3 separate regions of the Homo sapiens genome follow, and all the other regions are linked to region 1. Evidence: chromatin loops called from intact Hi-C (ENCODE). Cell type or tissue: ascending aorta. All regions are shown on one strand. Region 1 has its middle 32 kb from the start of LINC02205. Region 2 has its middle 40 kb from the start of LINC00593. Region 3 holds the start of RPLP1 (ribosomal protein lateral stalk subunit P1).

Region 1 (8,000 bases):
TACTCCTGTCTGGAGCCACAGGAAAGAGTGGGAAAAGCCTGAGGCAGGGCCAGAGTAATCAAATCCCAGTCGCTGCACCTCATCAAGCTGATGCCCTCAGTGGTATTTTGGCCGGGGAGCCTGAACAGGGTTCAGCAGCCCTCCTGGGACTGGTCGATGTTCTTTGGGGTCTCAGGGGCTCGCCCTCCAGTCTCCAGGCCCTGCCCTGCCATGTGGGCTCTTGGGAGTGGGGTGCTGGGCGGGGAGGCTCGTTTCCATGTCCCAGTTTTCTGCAGGGCTCATGTGCTCTGAGGGGCACAGCCCTACTCTGGGCACCAGATGGCTGATAGGGACAGAGCCTTGTGTCCTTCTTCTCTTCTCCCTCCTCCTCCTCCATCTCCTCCTCCTCCATCTCCTCCTCCTCCATCTCTTCCTCCTCCTCCATGATCCGGGAAGCAATAGAACAGGCTCAGCTTCACGTGCTCATTTCCACTTAGCAGGAAGAGAGTTCCTTAGCCCCTCTGAGCCTCCTGCAAAATGGGGATTAGAAATTGCAGCAAGATTGGGATGCTCTGAGGATGGTGTTAGGTCAAAAGCTCCAGGGACCCTGGATGCTGCCCTTCCCCAGGAGTTCCCTGACGGCTCCTCATAGCAATGGTACAGAACAGCCAAAGTGACACGTTAGAGAGGTAGAAGCTTGGCACCCAGCAGTGAACAGCTCTAGGAGCCCCTTCCCCCTAACCCACATGGGGACAAAATCTCAGTCTGGCTCTGGCCTCTAAGGGAGTGGGAGCAGCAAAGGGAGGACAAGACAGAGGGCAGGAGAAGGCATTTGCCCCAAGCCTACTGCCCTGGCTAGCCTGCGGCCTCCTAGTCCTGAAAAGAGGGTCTTGGGTCCAGCTGCTATGGGGAGGGAATGGGGAGGGGGGAAGAGAGGATAGGAGAGGGAGGAGAAAAAGAGAAGGGAGGGAATGGGAAGGGAGGGGAGAGCATGCCAATCAGGCATTGACTGATCCAAAGATAGTCTTGCCAGGGAGGAAAAAGAAAAGAGACCCATTTATAGTCCTGTGACCTCTGTTCTCCTTGAAACCTGCACCCTACAAAATGTGAAATTTGTCCCTTGTGACTGACTCATCCTGGGCAAGAGTAAAGGGTGAGGTGGAGTGGGGTTGGGGTGGGAGTTGGGGGAAGGATCCCTGAGCTCTCGCTGGACCCTGGATCTCCACTTCACACTAAGTCACCAGATGGGTAAGACAGTAAAAACACTGCTTGGAGAAGAAACTGCAGGTGCAAAGGCAGGAAGATGTGAAAGGAGTCACTTTTCAACTCTGAAGAAATCTGGCTAAGCCATTTCAAAAGCCAACTTGAAGGGTCCACAAGGGACTGCCTAGAAGAATGGCTTCCAACAGTGTGAAGCCAGGAGGGAGGAGAGAAAGGGGACATGGCTTCTGCAGCCGCCACAACCCTGGCCTCAGTGGGAGCTGGGTGCATGCACTGGAGCCCTTCCCGGCACAGCAGAGGTGCTGATGAGGGGCTGGGGCACAGGACTGAGAGGTGCAAGGAATAGGGGTCCTTCACTGGCTGTGAGGCCACAGCCTAGTCACTCTGCTCTTTGGGCGTTGTTTCTGCATTTGTAAGATTATTCCCCAATTATGAGATGACCTTGGTTAGCGGGTGGACCCTTGGGAGCACCTTTGAGGGGAGATGAGGTGGATGGGGAGAGAAGGCCTGGCTGTGCTCAGCAGCGTGTGTCTTGAACTAGACCCTAGACCATGAGCCACTAGTATCACTAGTCTCTCAGTGACCTTCCCCACACCTACTCCTGTCACTCTAGTCTATTGTTCATAAAAGCAACCAAGGGGGTCCTTTGGGGGGTCCTTTTACAAATGCAGATCTGATCATGGCACTGCTTAGACCCCATCAATGGCTGCCCCTTGCTGTTGGGATAAACCCCTGCAGTCATTTCCTTGGCCTTCAGGGCCCAGGCCAGGTTCTCCACCCACATGGCTCCCTCACCCTGGGCACTCCAGGCTCCCTGACCTCCTGTCAGCTCCCCCACAACACCACACCCTTCTTCTCACCCAGGGGTCTTTGCACCAGTGGTTCCCACTTCCAGGAATGCTTTATCCACTGAATTCCTATCATCCCTCAAATTTCTTAGGCCTGTGAGGCCAGGCCAAGTTCCCTGCCCTGTGCTGTAACCACTCTGTCCTTTTCCTTGAGGGCAAGAACCACAATTGCAATGAAAGGATCAATTGTCTACTTCATCCTTGACTCTGTCTTCCCAGCTTAAATGTCAGCCTTGGAGGGGCAAGGACCATGTCAGTCTGAATCACCCCTGTAAGCTCAAGGAACTCACTGCACTGAAAACATTGGATATTTATGGAAAAGTGAGCCTTGGAATGACATGAATATTGGTAGGAGGAGTACTGGAATCAGACAGATCTGGGTTCCAACCCCAGTTTTGCCACTTACTAAGTGTGTGACCTATGAATCTTAGCCTCAGAAGCCTTCGTTTCCTCGTCTATAAATTGAGGCTAAAGCTGTTGCCCTTATTAAGCTCTCGATAGGCTAAAGCAAGCCACACCTGGGTGAGTGCCCTCGGCCATGTCATGTGTTCAATTAATATCAGCTCAATGAACATCATCTCCCTCCACAGAGGCCCTCTGAAAGCCGGGCACACACTAGACACCTCATTCAAGCCTGGTTGATGGGAATGTGAATTTGCCGAGAGATGGTGTTGCTGGGAGACCCCGTCACCCACCCATCTCCTCTGGCTGCCCATGGGAACAGAATAGCTTGAGGGGGGAGGTGTGCAGTTTCACTTTCATAGTTTTCAAACAAAAAGACAAAAAGAGGAAAAATGAAACCACCCGGAAAGCAGCAGGGGCCCATTTTGTCGGCAGCCTGACGTGTTTTGCTCAGCGGGCACCGATGGCCTCCCTTATTTATTTATTTTTTAAGTCCCTGACTCATGAGTCAGTCAGTTGGCTTGGTGGTAAAACGCAACCCACTATCAAGGAAATAGCTGATGAACTACATGGAGGCTGTGCCAACACACCACTCACGACTTCTGAAAATCTCTTGTTTTCTGGCCAGCATGAGCCAACTGGAGCTGTGGTTCCTCGAATTGCTCTCCAAGACCAAATGCCAAGCGCATTTGAGATCCTTCAACAATTGCCTCACAATCGCTGTGCACCGCCAATACATGTTTGCTGTAATTATACAGCGTCCAAAGGAGAGGCACAAAAGACTTGTTGATTTTGGACGGGCTCCGGCCCCGGCGAGGCAAGGGCTGACCTGGGCTCCTGGCAGAGCGTGGGCAGGCAGGCCGCCGGCCGCCCCGGTGAGGACGTGACCAGCTGGAGCGAGCGTTGAACCGGGGCCATTGCGGCCAGCACCAGCGCATTCGCCTCGCTCTCCTGCCAGCTGACTCAAGAGCCGGCTTTCTTTGGAGAATAACCCGAAGAGAACAAAACGAGGAACTGGAGCTCCTATAAAAAGAAGCTCGCTCCTTCCTCCAGCCAACAAGTCCCTGAATGATAATCATCTCTGAAGTTGGCCACCCCTCCCTCCCTCTCAAGTCACTAAACATGCTCATTCTCTCTCGCTCTCTCTTGTCTTTGCAAGGAAACATCTTGGCTTCAGAGAGGACTTTCCACTGTGGCTGGGGAGCGTGGCCCATCTGAGCCTCATTTCCTGCCTTCCCCAAACAGGCAGAGCCCAAGAGGTCACCCAGAGTGTGCTGGAGATGGGGAGAGAGCGCTCACTTGCAGTTAAGGATCCTGGTTGCCGCTCAGGTGCCACTGCTAGTGCTTCCCATGAGGTGGGCTTACCAGTTACCATCATGGGGGCTGAGTTTCTCCCTTTGTTGTTCAAGCCGGGAGGGGTGGGTTAGAGCTGTGGTTTCCATGCTCATGCCTTTCAAATTGTTTTAAGTTGGGGCAACACTTATTTGCAGGGAATCTCAATGCACCAAACAGAACTGCTTGGTGCAAGTGGGAGTTGGGTCCGGCAGCCCCATGCACGCAGCATGTCCAGCCCAAACCCCTCCCAGTGATCCCCCCGGGCCCCAAGGAGGAAGACTTGGGTGCCGTGGAACACAATTTGAAAACCATGGTCTCCTTTCACAAAAGCCCCTGCCAGCCTTTGGGTTGGGAGAGGAATCTGTGCCTGCTGGGGGAAATCACCGTGGTTGCCTTTAGCTGTCTCGAGTGCACCTGATCCTCCACCCGGGGATGAGGGGATAAATTCAGCAAGGAGAAGACGGCCGTCCATAGTAACAACAACAACAAAAATGATTTTGCTCCTGCTGAAGTTTCTTGAGCAACTGGCAGGCTGCCATGAACGTACTTAGGCGGAAAATCACCAGAAAAAAATGATATAATCTGACAGATTTTTCACAGGCTTAAATATTCATGAATTAAAGGAATTGGCAGAATTTTCTACATTATTAGCTTTCATCATGGCTGCAGGAGCAGTTGGTATACTGGCTGCTCTTCAAGATCCATTAATCTCGTCCATCATAAGAGCAGCCATTTTAAAATTAGCTATTTTTACTGAGTGATGGTGTACAGGGGAGATGGGGAAATTGAAATGCGATTCCAGCGTAAAGGTCCTCCCCCTTCTCACTTTAAAAGCAGCAGGGAAAGCCAAGCAGCCTCTCAATGGGGAGGGGTCAGCGTAACTCCAGAAGAGAGGTCTGTGAAATGTAGGCATGTGGTGCGTTGTAGGGCCCTTCTAGTCCTTTGGATAGGGAGCACGCGTTTGCCTGCCGAGCCCTGAACTCCGGACTGGGGACCAGGAAGGGATTAGCATGGCTTTTGGTGAGGCAGAGACCAAGAGCCCCAAATAGGGGCTTCTGGGTGAGGAAGACATTTAGACCAAATAGCACAGTCTTTCTAACAGATGGCACTTGGGGTGCGGGACTGCAGAATAGCCGAATAATAATACTCATTATGAATGTCGGGGAGTGCGTACTCTGTGCTGGAAACCATGCTATGCCTGCATCTTCTGGTTCTAGCATCAGGGAACTCGGAAGGTAGACATATACATGTGTGTGTCTCGCACACAGGTTAAGTCAGTTGGCCATGGTCTCATGGCCAGTGAATGGCAGGGCCAGGATTCAGATCCAGGTCTTTCTGTCTGCAAAGGGAGTGAGAAGATGCTGTATTGATTGCTGGCCTGTGGCACTGTGAAGGTACATTCTCCCAAACACAGCCAAAACTTGGTAGGAGAAAGCTGCTTCTTTTCAACCATGGAGCAAAGTTATAGTCAGATCATTCCTGTGGAAACTTGAGGCCCAGGTTGATTTCATCCTCCCTTGCTTTCTTCCTTTTATCCATCCATCCATCTAACCCCCTTCCTTCCTTCTTTTCTTCCATCCACCTTTCCCCTCCCTCCCTCCCTTCCTCCTTCCCTCTACATTGAAGATGTAGGCTTTATTATCATTCAGGTATGGCACGGCCAATAAATCAGGAGCTGATGCCATGGAAAACTTGTTACTCACAGTTCCAGGAGAAGGGAGCATGCCACACCATGCGGGGCCACGTGGGGAAACACCAGGGGCAGTCAGGAGGCAGGGGGCGAGGGGAAAACATGGGCAGGAACTTTTGTGGTGGTTTCTATGGGAATGGATGGGCAGGGCAGGGCAAGCAGGTTTAGGATCGGCTAGTTTGAATAATGTAAGGTTCTGGGACACAGTCCCTAGTTGTTTGGTACCTGGCCCTGGGGTGACTGGGGAAGGGGCATAGGGGCCCTGAGTGTGACAGCCCAGTAGAGGAGGTGGGGGGCGGGGGTAGTCTCAGGACTGTTTGCATATTGCTATGGTTAGAACATTTGCATCCTCTCCAAAATTATGTTGAAACTTAATCTCCAATGCAATCATATTAGGAGGTGGGGCCTTTAGGGGGGCTCCGCCCCACGGATGGGATTAGTGCCCTACAAAAGGGCCGGAGGGAACTAGCTAGGTTCTTTTGTCCTTTTTCTCTTCTGCCCTTCTGCTGTGTGAGGACACAGTATCATCCCCTCTGGAGCACGGTGTTTAAGGCACCATCTTAGAAGCAGAGACTAGTCCTCACCTGCCAGACATGGAACCCACCAGCATCTTCATCTTGGACTTCCAGCTTCCAGAACTGTGAGGAATAAATTTCTGTTCTTTATCTATTACCCAGTCTGTGGTATTTTGTTATAGCAGCATGACTGCACTCAGACACATAAGCAAGGCACACTCGTAGGCAAGTCCTTCACGATCTGTAGGACTGGCTGGACTATCTATAGAGACTGCGGCAGTCTCTCCAGGGTCAGCAAGGCCCCAGATGTCAAAGCACAAGGGCTACAGAAAAAAGGCATGGTTAATATACTTCATCCTCCCACCCACCCATCCATTCACCCACTTACCCATCCACCCATCCATGTACTTATTGAGCTCCTGCACTGCTGGGTGCTGAGCTAGGCCCTGGGTACCTCTGTGGGCCTTGCCTTGATTCATTTTTCAGGATGGTGGTAAAATTTGCTTGCTCGGCAAAGCTCACTCCTTGTCTATCTGACTTCATCTAAGAAGCAGAGTTCTGGGAGCTTGACCAGGATTTCCCCAGGTCACTTTCTGCACTCAGGTCAGCCTTGCTGCTCATGAGCCAGGACTCAAGAAATCACAAAGACATTTCTTGTTGAGGTGATATCCAAAATATTTAACAACTTAGACACAGAGGAGCCAAGCTGAAAAGACGCAGGCCATAAGCAGACTGAACAGACAGATGGGATGCATTTGGGTGAATGTCACCTGCCTGGGTGACACCAGCCTGCACAGTGCTGCATGGAGACTGGAGGGAGGACAGTGCTCCCTGTTGGGGTGCTTGGAACCAGCTCTTCTTCTGGGTCCCAGACTTTTTCTGCATGGTTGAGGAGTGATGTCTGTCTGCAAACAGATTGAGTGGGGGAGCTGGTGTTTGGGTAGCATTTCTCACATTTATCATCAATAATAATGATGATTAGTCATCATAATAATTAATAATTATTTACACTTGTATGATGCTTGTTTATGGAGTATCTACTCCATTGCCAAGTGCCTTATAACAGCTTATAATTACAGCCGAAGTTTACTGAGCTCCGCTGGGGGCCAGTTACTGCTGTGCTTAGGACTGTCTGGACATCACCTTGTTCAGCCCACACATCATCCCTGAAGGGGAACAATGGAATCTCCCTTTTACAGGTGAGGGAGCTGAGGCCAAGAGAGGTTGTGAAACCCACCCAGGGCCACACAGTGAGTAAGTGGAAGAGGTGTGTCTCACAGTGCAGTTCTGTCTGACTTCCGCCTCAGGTTTCTCCCATGCCCTCTGGCCTGATCCTGGATCCTGTAGATCCCAGTCCCGAAGGAATCCAAGAGTAGGGTCAGGGCCTAGGTCAGGAGACACAGACGCTCACACAATGGAGGATTCCCTGACCAGTTTCAGGGACCCCAAAGAAGGAGCAGAAGATGATGGCCCGATCCTGGCATCTGTGTCCTGGCCAGGGGGAAGCATTGGAAGGACAGGATTTCTGACTCAGACTCCTGTGAAATCTTGCCTGAAGCCCTTGGGGCATAGCCTGACAGCCTAAGGCCCCAGCACTGGTACCATGGCCCCGACAAACAAAGCCACCACAATAAAAACCAGTCTCCCCAGGCTTGGCTATTGAGTATTGGGACTTCTATGGGATTCACAGCTGGCATCAAGAATCTCAGCCACTCTCGTCCACCCCGACTCTGCACACTGCTGGTGCTTGCCACCCTGCTAGGAGACACATGCAGGAACACACAGAGGAAACCCTGGGGTTTTCTATACCAATGCTAGGAAAACCCACTGGGCCAGTTCTTATTGCACATTTTAATACCGCTGAGGAATCAGCTGGTGGACTTAGCAGCTTTTAACATAGGAGATAGGAATGCTGACGGTTTTCCTGCAGCCGCAGGCTTGCCTCCTATAGAAAGACCTCCCTAAAAAGATTCCCTTTCAACATGATCTCTTGACTACGAAGGGTGGCAG
Region 2 (8,000 bases), 680 kb after region 1:
AAACCTGGAAAAAATACTTACAACTGCAGGAAAAACCAAACAAGCGCAAAGTAAAACAACAATGATATGGCCTTGGCAAAGATGAAAAGGGAGGAAGAGAAGGAGGATGTCATGTTCTGTGTCAACAAGGCTGTAGGGAAGTGAGCGCTCCCTGGGCGTCCTGAGGATTTGCTGTGATGAAGCCATGCACGCCTTTGGGGAAGCTCCATCTCACTGATCTCTCTTTCTCTCTCTGCAGCCCAGACTCAGAGAGTCAGTTTTCACCCACAGCAAGATCCAGCCAGGCCTGGGACCAGAATTTGCCCAATGGGGGTTCACTTTTCCTGGCCAATTCCTACTCACACAGCTCCTTGCAGCCAGTCCAGTCACCTCATGTGGGCTCAGAAGCTTTCTGAGGCCTTCACTGGAGATGTGGGCCTGAAGCCAGCTGCCATGGCACCAGCCCTGCCAGGCCTGCCATCCCAGGGTGCTGCTGGCCTGCCGAGCCTGCTCAGCCTCTCCACACTGCCGCACTTGTGAGGCATGGAGCCTCACAAGAAGGCCACCCCTCCCCTCTACCTTCTCACCAGATAGAAGCAGCCACTGATATAAACTTGAGGACAGAGGTGATGCATGAACATGTATCTCTGGTTACACGGGGTCTGAGTTAGGAAGGGGATTAAGCACATGAAAGGGGTCTTTGGGGCAATTCCTTACTCAGAAACTTAGATGCTTGTCAGAGGGAGAAGGGGTCCCGGAAACAGCCTCTTGCTCATACCTGGCTCAGATGTGTGCTTAATTCACCTTTTTTCTCTCTCTTTTCTTGCAGAGAGAAAGAGTGGTGTATCCAAAGGGAGGGACCTTAGGATGAGGTCTTATTCTACCCAAGCTGGCAGCATCTCTGCTTTCTCAATCCAGGTGAGTGAATGCAGTTGAGAAGGAGACAAGCTGCCCCAGCGCACTCTCTGGCCTTCGTGGATCCCTCCCATTCAATTATTCAGACCCTTCGTTTTCTCTCCAGGTCAGTCTCCAGACATTTCAAATTCAGGCCTAAGGACTGAGAGTTCATGGGAGCACCACGCCCTCCAAGAAGCACCAACATGGGATGGTGGGAAGGGATTTGGACATAAATCTAAGGTGGATATTTGCAGAGGAATGGAGTGAAAATAACGATGAATATATTGAGCATGTACTATGTGCCAAGAACTGTATTATCTCATTTAATTCACATGAGAATTCTATGTGGTAAATCTTTATAGGTGGGGAAAATGAGATGCACAAAAATTTCATCACTGACCTAAGGTTACACAGCTAGATTGTCATGGGCTTGGGATTTTAAACTCAGGCAGTCTGGCTTCAGAGCTGACCTGTGCCCTTGGTCATGATGCTATAGGAGCAGCTCACAGGGATTCAAAGTGATCCTGTTAGGGTTGCCTGCAGGAGCAATTTCAGGTGGGAAGAAATCAGCTGTGAGTTCATTTCTGCCTGTAGGGTGGAAATTAGGGGATATAGGACAGGCACCACCTCGGGGAGCCCTAGACTGGCTTCATACAGACCGGTAAGCCTCCACGGATTCCTTCAAGGCTAGGGTATTGAGGGCCTTGGATCCCAAGTTCCTCTCACTCACCACCAAGGCAGGCTGAAAAGGGGATGGTTGAGGCAAGGCCCAGGAGTCAAGAAGGAATAGGTTAGGTCAGGAATGAGGGATGCCAGGGCCAGGGGTCAAGGCAGGACAGATACCCCAACACCAAGGAAGCCATCAGGGCAGCAGCACAGAGCTCCAGCCACGGGCAGAACCCGATGCTGAAGTCATTCTTGCCTCAGCCAGGAAGCATTTCACATCCTCCCTGTGGGCCAGGACCCATCCTCAGGCTGGGGGCTGCCTAGAACTACCTGCTTGGAAGAAGTGAGCCACAGCAAAACGTTGTTGAAAATACCAGCAGCTACATGTATGATGTGCTGACTCTGCACTAGACATTTTATATATGTTATCCCTTTTCACGTTAAGCTTGCAAACTACTCTGTGAGGTCTGAATATTGTCCCCATTTTACAGAGAGGCAATAAAAGCTGAAAGAGGTACAACAGCTTGCCTGGGGCCACGTAGCTTCTCGGGACCTTGGATGTAAACTTAGGCCAGCCTGGTTCCAGAGCCCAGAGCCCTGGCTCTTACTTCCCCTACTGATAGCCTCCTTGGGACAGAGATGGGGCAGGGGCTCCATCCAGCCAATTCTCTTTCCCTCCCCCATTCTCAGCCCCTTTCTACCCAGGCATTTCCATCATACCATTGCTCCGATTGAAAGTTCATCTGCTGCCGGGCACGCAGTGGCTCACGCCTGTAATCCCAGCACTTTGGGAGGCCGAGGCGGGCTGATCACCTGAGGTCGGGAGTTTGAGACCAGCCTGACCAACCTGGAGAAACCCCATCTCAACTAAAAAAAAAAAAAAAAAAAAAAAATTAGCTGGGCGTGGTGGCACATGCCTGTAATCCTAGCTACTCGGGAGGCTGAGGCAGGAGAATCGCTTAAACCTGGGAGGCGGAGGTTGTGGTGAGCCGATATTGCACCATTGCACTCCAGCCTGGGCAACAAGAATGAGACTGACAGGCACCGTCTGAAAAAAAAAAAAAAAAAAGTTCAGCTGCTCAACTCCATGCTCCCATTGGCAGCAGTTATCCAACCAGCCTGAAAGCTACCTTCTTCCATCTCTTCTCACAACGATGCTGTGCGGGGGCCAGCAGGCGTGTTTCCCCATTACACAGGTACAGAAACTGGGGCTTCAGGAAAATGAAATCATGGGCCACCAGTACCCTGTCATCAGGACAGGACTTCAAAGCCAGGCCCCTAAATCCAGCATCCTTCTAGGCCTCTTCACAGTACTGCCTGTGAATTTAGATACATCTGTGCCTCTAACAGATCTTTAAACTTCTTCTGTAGCTCACTGTGTCCAGCTTCCCAAGGACTGCCTGCAGAAGAGGGCTCTATTCCCAAGGCCTGTCAAGATTCTGGGGGTCCTCCCCAGCAGCTAGGGGACATCTTGCCCACCTTCTTCAGTACCCGAGGCAGGGAGGATGCTGTACAGGTTAAGGAGACCACAGAGCTAGCAGTGTGTGGGTTGTGCTGAGTCCCTGAGTGGTGTGTATTTCTTCAGGTCTCTGTCTGCTTGCGGGCGCCCCTCTGATTGGAAGGCTTAGTAAGGAGCCCTCTGTCTGCTGGGGCTGAACCAGGCAGGCCCCCAATGGTACTGAGCCAGTGAGACTGTCCCGGAGAAAATGTGATACAGAAACCACAGAGAGGACTCTCCCAAGAAACGCCACAAGCCACCTGGTGGGACATTCATTTCTTTCCAAGAATTTGGCTTCTGTTCTCTCCTGTTTTTCCTCTTAGGAGTCAGATAGAACAGGTTGACTCGATTACTTGTTTGCTTCAAGCTCGTTTGACAAATGAGAAATAAATAAGGTCCAAATAAATAAAATAATATTTATTTTATAATATTGAGGTGTCAATAATATTGAAGTCCAAATAAATAAAATAATAGCAATTAGGAAAGAGCTGGAGTGACCGCAGAGTCTCCTGACACCCAGGGCAGGCCCCTCCTGCTCACGTGATGACCAAACACTCTCCCTCAGTCTGGCTACTTATTAGGAAGTCTCCATTGGCACGGAGTACACCAAAAATTTGGCTGTGCCTCCACCCCTGTGAATGTTTGATTTGTACACCCTCAGCTTTAACCTAGAGCCCTGGGCTTCTGGAAAGGGTGGGGTTGGAGGCATTCCAAGACCTTGACCTGGAAGGAATTCCAGGAGACTGGGTTGCTTCTTTCAACCCCACCAGCAGTCTCAGCAGGTCGGCCTGAGCCACATACTTGCTCAGACCTCACTACTAGCTAGGGTCCCCTTTCCTTCTTTTCCTTCCTCTCTCTCTCACTCTCTGTCATGAAGTTTTCAAGGGCTGGGACGGCCACATTCCACAGCATTGAAATCACAGTTCCATTTCATTCAGGCAAATGGCATTTTTGCCTGAATCAAAAGTGAGAGCTTGAAAGGATCTTATTGATGGTTTCAACCACCTCCCTCTTTTAATAGATGAGGAAAATGAAAGCACGGGGGAGGTGGCTCCCCAGGGTCACTCAGTGGGTAGTGAAGGCGCCGTGCTAAGCACCTAGGGCCCGGGCCCTTAGGCACTGCTTGTCCCAGTGAGCTCCCGTCCCACTGTCCACTCCTAACCACAGATGCCCACGCTGGAAGGAACCCCAGGAAGTGTGTGGCCAGGGCAAGGGTTGGGGACAAGCCTGAATGCCCAAGGGGAACACAAGGTCACATCAAGGGAAAGGAAAGCCAGGACTTGGGGGATGACTGCCACACAGATGATTGCTGAGCAGGCGCAGGATTTCTGGACATTCGTTTTTGTTTTTTTTTTTTAAGAACAGCCAGAAAATACAATGATAATGTAAAACATTCCCATTTTAAATATAGAAAGAATTCAAATTTAAAAAGAAAGCACCTGAGACTAATGTGTGGCCTCTGATGAAGTCCAATTGTCCCTTTTTACAGACAAGAAAACTGAGGCACAGGGTAGTGGTCTGTCACAGGCCACAGAGACAAAACCCAGTGCAGTGCAGTCATTTCTGGGGAATGCCACTTTGGGGCCAGCTGTCCTGTTGGCACTCATTATGAGATGGCATCCCATGAGAATGTGTCCTCACGCACCCGGCCCCAGGCCCCCTCAGGTCTCGTGTGATTCTCCTTGGAGGACCTTAGCCTTGGCCTTCTATTATGTTCTCTCTGTGGCCCACATTCCAAAAATCTCTGTAAGTGTTTTTTTTATCCCAACATGTCCTTTTAAGACTCCAAAGTGGGCCAGAACATTCCGAGACCCTGCTGGAGGCTGGGAAAGGCGGCAGACACCCCTGCCCTCTGCCAAGCCCTTCCCACGTGCCATTCCCCTTGCCACTGGACATACTGCCTTTTGCAGCCCAGCTCCAAACAGCACAGCTGACATCTCAGAAAAATCTCATAAGGCCGAATTAGGAACATGTCAGCGAGAGGGGAAAATGAGATCCTCGTCAGCCTGCCACCTTCCCTGGCTGGCTAAATCCATCAGCAGGCCATCAGCAAACAGCCCTCCCTGACCCCTCCTGCACCCAAGACAGGGCAGAGGGCAGTAAGTGAGGAGATGACACATAGCCCCATAAAACCATTGGAGAAAATCAAGTGCTAAGATGAGCACAGCAGATAGTAAGGGCTCAGTGAGTTCCGAGCAAAGGGGGACCAAAATATATAATGGCTCATCAGGGAAACGGGTCTGGAGCTAGTCTCTAAGAATAGGCAGAATTTGGGTGGAGGGAGAGACGTGGAGAGGGCCTTTGAGGTGTCAGGCAGAGTGAGCAAAGGCACAGAGGTGGGACGGAGCATGACATAGTTGGGGGTGAGTGGTGGCTCTGTCGCCCCAGCCAACCCAGCCGCCGGGGGAGGCCCTGATTGTTTTGAACTTTGCTTCCTCGTCTGCAGACAGGAGCTTGGGCTATAGGAGTTCAACGTTTTCTTTCTCCTTGAGCAGAAGTGCTGTTCTTTGTCTACCAGCACCTAGGTTGTGCTTCACAAATGAGATCTTCGTTGAATGAATGAATGAATCAATGAATCAATCATTTAACATAACTATCAGCCTTATAAGAAGAGTATGAGAACTGATACCTGAATAAAGTAATTTAACAGTTTATATTTTTCAGTGTATTTCCCCATTGCCTTTTGTGGCACCCCGCTAACAACCTTTGTAGACAGAAAGAATGGGTTTCATTAATTCTATGTGCCAAGTAAGGAAACCAGGGGTGGGAGCATGTTGGGAGAAGCAGCAACTTACCTGAATGGTGAGTTTGGGTGAAGGAGTTCTGCCGCTCTGAGTTTCCCCCAGGGGATCTGCTTGCCTGCTGAGAGGTGCCCTGGGCCCAGCCTCTGAGGGTGGGCCTGCAATCAGCCTGTTGGCTCTGCGTCAGGGAGGAAAAGGCTAAGCCAAGCTGACTCAGAAGATGTGCTGAGTCCATCCTCCCAGGGACCCGAGCATCCCTGTCTGAGTAGCACGTGTCAGAGGTGCTGATATTTTGATCTTCATCTGAATGACCCCTCCAGCAATCTCCCAATTTGTTCTGAACTAAGTGGGAGAAGTACCAAAATGCTGTTTATCCTTTCCCCAAAACCCCAACAGAGATGATAAGCAACTTGGTCAGACAATCCAAGACTTTACCTGGAGTCACCTAGCCGTCAACCTCTTACCCTTTTCAGCTGGAGGAACCTTGTCAGAGAGAGACATTTAAACAATGATTTAAACCAACAATGACTTAAAGCCTGCAGGATTCATCAGAACCATCAGTATTCTCCTGTGCTCTGTGAATCTCCGAGAGGAGTTAGATAAACATGCCTCATTTCCCAGTCTTATTTGACCACAGATTTGTTTCTTTCTCTCATAGGTCCATGTGAAGGTCTAGTGTTCTACCGTTCCATATTTTTGGACATGTTGCCACAGATAGCCAATTGCTTCTTGAGAGTTGCAGTGGAAAGAGACAAAAGGCTTAGCTTCACTGCAAAAGGGGTTGGGTGACCTTGGACAAATCCCTAAGCCTCAGTTTCTGTGTCTTTCAAACAGGGATCATACGCTGATCTCATAACATTGATGTAAGGATAAAATGAGATAACAAATATCCCCAGCAGATCCTTCCCAGCAGTAAAAGTCATCACACAGGTGTATAATCTTGTACCCAAAAAGGTGTACCAGATGTGGGATTTACAAAAAAGATCAATGGACAAGTAACTCTTTCTTTGACCAAAGAACTCTCTGAGTTGCAAAAGGACTAACAAGGTTTTTTAAAGCTGCAAACCCCTGTTGACCTCTCTCCCCCAGGCTAATTTAGAAGAGAGTACAATTTTAAAGACTTCAACCTACCAGAAGCAGGTCTATTTATAAACCAAAGCTCAGGCGCAGAATTCTGTGAGTTCACTTCCATGCTCAGCAAGGTCCCCTTATCATCTCTGGAGCCCTGCCTAGTAATTAAGACCCTGAGTCCACCACTTCTCCATTAGGGTTTTCCTCTGAGATGCCCTATACGAGTTCCTTGCAGACTCAGATCCTCATCCCCACATGCCCAAGCCAAGTTCATTCCAGTCTTCTGGATGCCTGGGATTGGCTCCTCCCTGTGGCAAAGTTGGCTGGTTACCCCTGATAATGCACTCTCCCCATGCATGCCCCTCAGTGATAGAACTTAAGACTGCATTTCCCAGACTCCTTGTGGAGGTAGAAGTGGCTGCAAGAAGAAGTTCTATCAATGAGATATGTTTGGAAGTCACACGTACCAGTTCTGGGTCAGCCTGTCCTGAATGGGAATGACTTTTCTTCAATTTCTACTTTTCCTCTTCCTGTAGGTTAGAATAGTGATGAGATGGCAGGCTCTAGAGCAGCCGTTTTGAACCGTATGGTGAAGGTTGTTGATTGAGAATGGCAGAGCAACAAGGTGGATGGGGCCTGGGTCTCCAAAACCATGAAACTGCCGTAGGAGCCCTGGACTGCTTAAATTAATACTGTTATCGGGGGAGCAATACACTTCTGTTGTGTTTAAGACATTGTTGTTTTGGCCTTTCAGTTACAGCAGCTGAACTACTTCTCTTTGCATAACTACTTCTAACTGCTCTTTAAAACCCATGATATCTGCCCTTCCATGCCACACCACCCAGCCCAGAACCTATTGCCTATACCAAATCTTGATGCACTGAATTCTGTTTGATTTAACTTTATTGGCCCCAGTATAGAGTGTGCTGAACACCATGAAAAGATAGTTACAGAGTTGCTTTATATGACCTTCACTTGTTCTTGCTTGGTTTGGTGTCTCTGCTGCAGGTATATTCTCCCAAACAGTGCTGTGTACCACTGCAGGGCAGGGCCAGGTCACAGACCTGTGTCACCACCGTTCATGGTGCATAACACTCAATTGAGACCAAAAGAAACCAATGGGGACATAAAGCCAGCCAAGGCTGGTG
Region 3 (8,000 bases), 1.0 Mb after region 1:
CATGCCACCACACTGCACTAATTTAAAACAAAATTTCTTGTAGAGGCTGGGATAGGTTTAAGCAATCCTCCTGCCTCAGCCTCCCAAAGTGCAGGAATCGCAGGCATGAACCACCATGCCTGGCCTATGGTTTTAATATACAGGTTGGGCATTCCTTACCTGAAAATCCAAAACGTTCCAATGAGCATTTCCTTTGCGTGTCACGTTTACGTTTTGGGTTTTGGGTAAGGGATGCTCAAGCCATGTATTAAAAACACAAAACTAGCCAGGCATGGTGGCTCATACTTGCAATCTCCCAGCACTTCGGGAGGTCAAGGCGTGCAGATCACTTAACACCAGGAGATTGAGGTTTTCCTACAAAAAATTAGCCAGGCATGGTGGCATGCCTGTAGTCCCAGCTACTTGAGGGTGGCTGAGGTGGGATGACCGATTTGAGCCTGGGAGTTTGAAGCTGCAGTAAGCCATGGCTGCACCACTGCACTCCAGCCTGGGCCACAGCAAAAGAACCCCTCTCAAAAAACTTAAAACATAAAACTCTAATACTGACACCTACATACTCCTACCCATTGTCAACTCCACCTTGCTCAAGGTCCTAAATTGTTCACTATCCCGTCTTTGGTATTTATTACTCTTAGCAGATGCATATATTTAATGTCTTTTTTGAGCTTATGAGAAGCCCCAAGTGTTGCTTTGAACATTCCCAGGCATGTATCCTATGTCCACATGTAGTTTCTCTTGAGTAATGCCTCAAAGTAGAACTGCCATTTTCCCCAAGTAGTTGTAGTAACTTACACAAATGGTCTTTTTCACATTGACACGAGGAGTCCCGGCTAGAAGTCACGCTTTTCATCACTGAATGTCTTCATCTACTAAATGCTAATGGAGGTAAGGATAAGACTCATTCATGTGCCTGGCATGTCATTAGCTGCTCTGAACACACAATACCCACGGTTTATTATATAAATCCAAGCCTGAAAAGTTGAAAATTCCATTCATGGTATTATTAATTGGCAAACAAAAAAAGCTCTTAGTTTTTGGAACACAGGTTTGAATCTTTTTTTTTTTCCACTTTGTGTAACTGGAGACCTTAATAAACTATTAAGTAAACTTTCTGCACTCCTTCAGTGTTACCATAAAACTCCCAAACATTTGGTGAGACATTACATAGCTAAGTCTTGTTTTTTTACAACCTTGGGATGTAGCAGTCAACATTCAGCATACGTCAAAGTTCGTTCTTAGGCAGGGTTGTATAGGGTAAATACCCAGGAGGCTTTCTAAAGCTGGTCTGTATTACCCTCCACCCCCAGTGTAGGGGACACACCTTATAATCATCAAGTTTACACAGGTAACCTGGACAAAGCATCTGCTCTGATCCTTCCTCCTGCCACCCCAGTGCAGTTTTCAACACTGTACCATGAGGTGCCTTCTTGTTAGCATCAGGATTGTCTAAATCTCACATCCGGCAATGGTGGCAGGGAAAATCCAGCCTGTGTCATGGCAGAATAGGCTGAAAGCCAACATTACAAAACAGACCATTTTTGCAGAGCACATTCCAAAACTATGGACAAGACCAACAGCAGTAAAGTTCAGCTTTTTATTGAACATGTTATAAAAGAGGTTTAGTCAAAAAGACCAAAGCCCATGTCATCATCAGACTCCTCGGATTCTTCTTTCTTTGCTTCCACTTTCTTCTCCTCAGCTAGAAAAAAAAAGTCAATCAGGTGTTAGGATTTCCATACTTCATATACTTGTGAAAAATTAATGGCAATTTTGTCTATAATACTATTTTTTAAAAAATCTCTACACTCCTCCCAATACTAAAAACTCCATGTTTCCTACCTGGAGCAGCAGCAGTGGAGGGGGCAGGACCTCCTGCTGGTGCAGCACCAGCTGCTGGAGCAGGTCCACCGGCCCCTACATTGCAGATGAGGCTCCCAATGTTGACGTTGGCCAGGGCCTGCAATACATGTGCATGCATAGGTAAACGCCCAGTTCTGTCCTTGTTAAGCACTCACGCAGCCAAAAACGAAAAGTATCCCCCATTCCAGGTTACAGTGATCAACCCCTAACACTATATACAGTGAGTTCCACATCCATGGATTCAACAGTGGAAAAATAAGCATGTGTACCAAACATGTAGACTTCTAAAGTATACAGGAGGATGTGCATAGGTTATATGCAAATACATTTATATAAGAGATGGAACATCCTGGGATTTTGTTATTAGTGGAAGGTCCTGGAACCAATACCCCAGACACTGGCTTTTCTTTGCTAACAGCCAAGACTTAGGTTACAGGGCAACGCACTACTGTTCAGCTTTGAATCTGATAATTACATTCCTATATGTTAAGAACCTCCTGAGGCAGCTGATTTCCCTCCTTTTACAAATAATATGTTGGTAAAAAAAAAATCCAAACTTCCTGAAACACTCAAATGAATATTCTTTCCACAGTTCCATGTCTCCTCTTAACAGTGAATTCAAATTTTCAGTCTACTAAACAAATATAGGACTTCAAAAGGGGCTTGTTAAATATGACATAGGTACAATGTTTTCAATCTTTCAAAACTCTTTAGAGGTCACAACCCTGGAGTTAGATGCTATTAGCTTCACTTGACAGAGATTAAGTAACCTGTACAATGGAAAATAGCCAGTGCAAGCTCCATGACCAGGAACCTCTTTATTAGTCTTTTATATCCCAACACACAGTACCTACTGTGTCAATGAAGTCCGCTAAACCCAAATGTCCATCAAACCATAGGTTTAATGCAAGAATTTACTGAAAGAATTTGCTTGCGGGCCGGGAGCGGTGGCTCAAGCCTGTAATCTCAGCACTTTGGGAGGCAGAGGCGGGGGGATCACGAGGTCAGGAGATCGAGACCATCCTGGCTAACATGGTGAAACCCCGTCACTACTAAACACACACACAAAAATTAGCCAGGCATGGTGGCGCACGCCTGTAGTCCCAGCTGCTCGGGAGGCTGAGGCAGGATAATGGCGTGAACCCGGGAGGCGGAGCTTGCAGTGAGCTGAGATCGCACCACTGCACTCCAGCCTGGGTGACTCCGTCTCAAGAAAAAAAAAAGAAAAAGAAAAAGAATTTGCTTGCAACTTAACATGCGTAGTACCTATCTCCCGAGTGACCCTTTTTGGGAATAAATGACCTGATTCACATTTTTTTTAACCATGGTTTCAGAGCAAAAGGGAAACCAGAGTCTGATAAGGAAACGTAAGACTTGACAAGCTGAAATCTTATTAGCTCCTAGAGATATACATGCAACGAAAAACACCTAGGAGATCCAGCGGCATGTGGGGCGTTATGGCACCGCTGGGGGTACTTTAGCATGTACAACTGCCCTCGTAAATCAGCAGGCCTTACCACAATCACTTTGCCACCATCACCTTACCTTTGCAAACAAGCCAGGCCAAAAAGGCTCAACATTTACACCGGCTGCTTTAATGAGGGCATTGATCTTATCCTCCTACAACAAATAAAAACGTCAATCCATCAAAACGTAGCGTATGTAATATCTCCAAAATGCTGCACGTCACTCAATAAGTGTACATAACATGTTTAACCAGCTCAAATATTCTATCACAAGCAAAAGAGATGTGTGCCAGGCGCCCTGCAATGAGGCGAGCCCATCACTGCTGTTTCACGGGCTGGGACTTGCCTGAGTCACGCGGCTATTTTTAAGTTACAAGACCTGGGAGGTGGAGCCGAGCTCGGGCGCCTTCCTCCACGACCGGGGGAATTCAAGGCAATTACACCGAAAGAGGTCCGAGTAAGTGTCCCTGAGAGAGACGAGGCACGGGTCAGGGTGCCCAAGCACTGCGGAAGAGCTTTTCTACACGAAGGCTCTTGGAGCCGGAGCGCCCAGCCTCAAGCGCACTCCATGCCCGCTGGGCCCGCACGTGGTCCCGGGGGCCCAGGACCTGCCCGGAGAGAGGCCCCAGCCCCGAGGAGCGCCCGCCCTATGCGGCCTGTGTTCGCGGCCTGGCCCCGGCCGGAAGTGCTCAGTCGAACGGCCTGGAGCCGGGAACCGCATGGAGAGCCGAAAGTCACCGCCCACAGGCAGCCCGGCCGCCGGCCCGCGCCCGCACTCACCGTGACTGTCACCTCATCGTCGTGCAGAATGAGGGCCGAGTAGATGCAGGCGAGCTCGGAGACAGAGGCCATGGCGCGGGCGAGTGTAGGGCTGGCGCTGCCGGACGCGGTGCTAGTCGCCGGATGAAGTGAGGGCCTCACCCCAACGCAGCCTTAGCTTCCTCGGAAGGACCGAGCACCTTGGCGGCAGCTGAGGAAAGGGGCTCTCGCGCCTATACGCAGCCTCTTATGTGTCCACGCGGACCAATCGGCGCCCGCACCGGGCGGAAGAGGCGGACCCAGGACCCACTGAAGGCGCCTGCGCACTGCGCCTGATTGGTTCTTACTGTTGAGAAAGTTTCTCAGCGCCTGCAAATACGGTCCCACTTTATTTGGGTAAATTATAGGACCTGAGAACGTTAAAAACACTTTTAGGTTAGGGTTGCCTAGGTATTCGGACTTCGCCTCCGTTGGTTCCATGAGTTGCTTGACTTGGCAGGAGCTCCGCTGTGGCCCTGGTGACATTGTTCGTAATCTCCTGGTTAGGTCGCGGCCTTCCCAGCCGGCGCTGACCCTGAGAGTAAGGGCTGCGTCCCAGCTTGGAGGCCCCTGCTTAGCGCAGGACCTTGGTTGAGATAGGTAGATGTAGGAGGATGAGAGAAACTAACAGCGTTATGCTAGCAGAAGCCGTAGAGCGCTTACTATGTCCCAGGCACTGAGCCACATTCTGCAAGGATTCACGTAATCCTCACACACCAGGAGTTGGATGTTATCTCCATCTTGCATATGGCAAAATTAAGTCTTAGAGCTGGTAAACTAGCCCAAGATTATGTAGTTACCGCGCAGTGGAGCGTGGATTTGGAATCTAGAAGCCTAACTTAGACCCGGTAGCTAACTCAAGATTGCATAGTTCCGCGCGGTGGAGCGTGGAGTTGGAATCCAGAAGCCTAACTTAGACCTGGTAACTAACCGAAGATTGCATAGTGCCGCGCGGTGAGCGTGGAGGTGGAATCCAGAAGTCTAACTTCACTGCCTAGTGCTTGGGGGAAGGAGGGATTATGGGTAAGCTGTCTACAACCCGTTATTTGTTATCTAAACCCAATTTAAATTCCTACCTTCAAAAATGGTCATCTTTGCATTCCTCGTGGAATTTGCTTAGTTTACCGGAAAGTTAGTTCTATGTATATATATCTTTTTTTTTGGTGGGGGGGGGGCACCTTCTTTGTTTAGTCCATCCCATTATTTAATAATCATCTCTGAAGAAACATTTCTGTTGGAATCCACCGATCTAGAGTCCCACTTGGGTCAATCTTAACTACAAACATAAATATTTTCACATCCGGAATTTTTTAAAAAAGCATTTATAAAGCTATCAAACTTTTAAAAAATAAAGCTGTTGAGTTTTCATCCAAATCTAAGCAGCCATTATAGTGGAATTTTGGTCAAGAAAGGTTAAAGCTATTAAAAAATCCAAACATTTCCAAAGCTACAATGAGTCAGTCCAAAATACTGTTTGTCCAGCAGTGTACATAAAAAACTGATCTGCCGGGTGCGGTGGCTCACGCCTGCAATCCCAACCCTTTGGGAGGCTGAGGCGGGTGGATAGCCTGAGGTCAGCAGTTCGAGACCAGCCTGGCCAACATAGTGAAACCTTGTCTCTATTAAAAATACAAAAAATTTAGCTGGGCGTGGTGGCGGGCACCTGTAATCCCAGCTACTAGGGCGGCTGAAGCAGGAGAATCGCTTGAACCCAGGAGGCGGAGGTTGCATTGCGCTGAGATTGTGCCATTGCACTCCGGCTTGGGCAACAAGAGCAAAACTCCCTCTCAAAAAAACAAAACTGATCTGGTTGACAAGTGGCACTTTGTGGTCATTGAGGAAATAATCTTCTTCTCCATCTATATATTATAGATAATACTTTTTACAGGGTATCAAACAGTAAGCACTAACCACAGCTATTCAAGAGAAGTAGTTAAGCAAAACATCAGTACTCATGCATTTCCTTTTGTGTTGATGAAGGACTTAGTGGATTCAACAGTTACTTCAGACAAATTCCACTGCCCCATATTCTCCTATCGTAGTAAAAATTTCCTATTAATATTTTGAAAATACTATGCAATAAGCCATTAAAAAAAATTTTTTTTTTCTGAGACGGAGTTTCACTCTTGTTCCCCAGGCTGGAGTGCAATGGCACGATCTCGGCTCACTGCAACTTCCACCTCCCAGGTTCAAGCGATTCTCCTGCCACAGCCTCCAGAGTAACTGAGATTATAGGCGTGTGCCACCATGCCCAGCTAATTTTTTGTATTTTTAGTAGAAACAGGGTTTCACCATGTTGGCCAGGCTGGTCTCGAACTCCTAACCTCAGGTGATTCACCCACCTTGGCCTCCCAAAGTGCTGGGATTACAGGGGTGAACCACTGTGCCCGGCTAAATTTTTTTTTTTTAAGTGGGCTGGGGCAGGTCATGGTGGCTCATGCCTGTAATCCAAACACTTTTGGGAGGCCAAGGCGGGAGGATCGCTTGAGCCCAGGAGTTCAAGACCAGCCTGGGGCAACATAGTGAGACCCAGTCTCTATTAATTTTTTGTTTGTTTGTTTTTGAGACAGGGTCTCACTCCATTGCCCAGGCTGGGGCACAGTGGTGCCATCACAACTCACTGCAACCACTGCCTCCCTGCAACCACTGCCTCCCAGGCTCAGGCAATCCTCCCACCTCAGCCTCCCCAGTAGGTGGGACTACAGGTGCGTGCCACCACACCTGGCTAATTTTTAAACTTTTTGTAGGGATGGGATTTCACCATGTTGCTCAGGCTGGTCTTGAACTCCTGACCTCAAGCCATCCTGTTTCAGCCTCTCAAAGTACTGGGATTACAGTTGTGAGCCACCATGCCCGGGCTGTCTCTATTATTTTAAATAATAATTTAAAAAGCAGGCTGGGTGCTGTGGCTCATGCCTGTAATTCTAGCACTTTGGGAGGCCAAGTCGGGAGGATTGCTTGAGGCCAGGAGTTTGAGACCAGACAAGGCCACAGAGCAAGGCCCCATCTCTACAAAAAATAAAAAATTAGCCAGGTGTGCTGGCATTTGCCTGTAGTTGCAGCTACTCAAGAGGCTGAGGTGAGAGGATTGCTTGAGCCTGGGAGGTTGAGACTACAGTGAGCTGTGATCATGTCATTGCACTCCATTTTGGGTGACAGAATGAGACCCCATCTCAAAAAAGAAAGAAAAAAGCCAGCCTAGGCAACATAGCAAGACACCAGCTCTACAAAAATATTTTTAAAAATTTAATTAGCTGGGCATGGTGGTGAGCACCTGTAGTCCCAGCTTCTTGGGAGGCTGAGGCAGGAGGATCACATGAATCCAGGAGTTTGAGGTTATAGTGAGCCATGATTGCACCACTGCATTTCAGCCTGGGCAACAGAGCAAGACCCTGTTTCTAAAAAAAAAACTTTAAGAAGAAAATCAAGAAATAAATTCTGTATCTACTGCAATAGCAATTTAACCTTTAGTGTCCTGAAGCGTTCTAAAAACACACATATAGGCCAGGTGCAGTGGCTCACGCCTGTAATCCCAGTACTTTGGGAAGCTGAGGAGGGCGGATCACCTGAGGAGTTCAAGACCAGCCTGACCAACATGGAGAAACCCCGTCTCTACTAAAAATACAAAATTAGCTGGGCCTGGTGGCTCATGCTTTTAATCCCAGCTACTGGGGAGGCTGAGGCAGGAGAATCGCTTGAACCCAGGAGGCGGAGGTTGCGGTGAGCCGAGATTGCGCCATTGCACTCAAGCCTGGGCAAGAGTGAAAATCCATCCCTCCCCTCAAAAACACACACACACACACATATATGACATTGTTTACTACTATACTGTGAGTGACTAGTGCATTTTGTCTTCTCCCTTAACTTTTGAGTTGG

Evidence for each region. Peaks named below come from ENCODE experiments on the same cell type or tissue, not always from the same donor. Only the 100,000 strongest peaks of a DNase experiment are listed, where the experiment ranks them.
Region 2: it touches region 1 in a loop (11-fold over the local background); 2 of 110 quality-filtered maps call a loop at or near these places.
Region 3: a loop joins it to region 1, with 2.5 times the contacts of the local background. A loop is called at or near these places in 3 of 110 quality-filtered maps.

What each region holds. Positions count from the first base shown.
Region 1 is chr15:70,470,216-70,478,215 of GRCh38, reverse strand. No RefSeq gene overlaps it. Among named protein-coding and RNA genes, the nearest start is that of LINC02205, 32 kb to the left of the region's middle. In ascending aorta, no CTCF peak of the experiment used is centred here; a DNase peak (open chromatin) is centred at 3,155; H3K4me3 peaks cover 1,777 bases; H3K27ac peaks cover 2,786 bases.
Region 2 is chr15:69,790,996-69,798,995 of GRCh38, reverse strand. No RefSeq gene overlaps it. Among named protein-coding and RNA genes, the nearest start is that of LINC00593, 40 kb to the left of the region's middle. RefSeq lists enhancers at 1-557, 4,199-4,701. In ascending aorta, no CTCF peak of the experiment used is centred here; DNase peaks (open chromatin) are centred at 3,755 and 4,785; H3K4me3 peaks cover 1,318 bases; H3K27ac peaks cover 4,148 bases.
Region 3 is chr15:69,449,127-69,457,126 of GRCh38, reverse strand. It overlaps RPLP1 (ribosomal protein lateral stalk subunit P1), which reads right to left and starts at 4,309. Exons shown (of 4, transcript NM_001003.3): 1 at 4,107-4,309; 2 at 3,406-3,480; 3 at 1,840-1,957; 4 at 922-1,699. The coding sequence starts at 4,178. The coding sequence ends at 1,620. LINC02896 (long intergenic non-protein coding RNA 2896) reads left to right here. Exons shown (of 3, transcript XR_932420.2): 3 at 1-1,107. RefSeq lists enhancers at 3,764-3,873, 4,024-4,273, 4,554-4,603 and a silencer at 3,954-4,003. In ascending aorta, no CTCF peak of the experiment used is centred here; DNase peaks (open chromatin) are centred at 3,676 and 4,366; H3K4me3 peaks cover 4,458 bases; H3K27ac peaks cover 3,770 bases.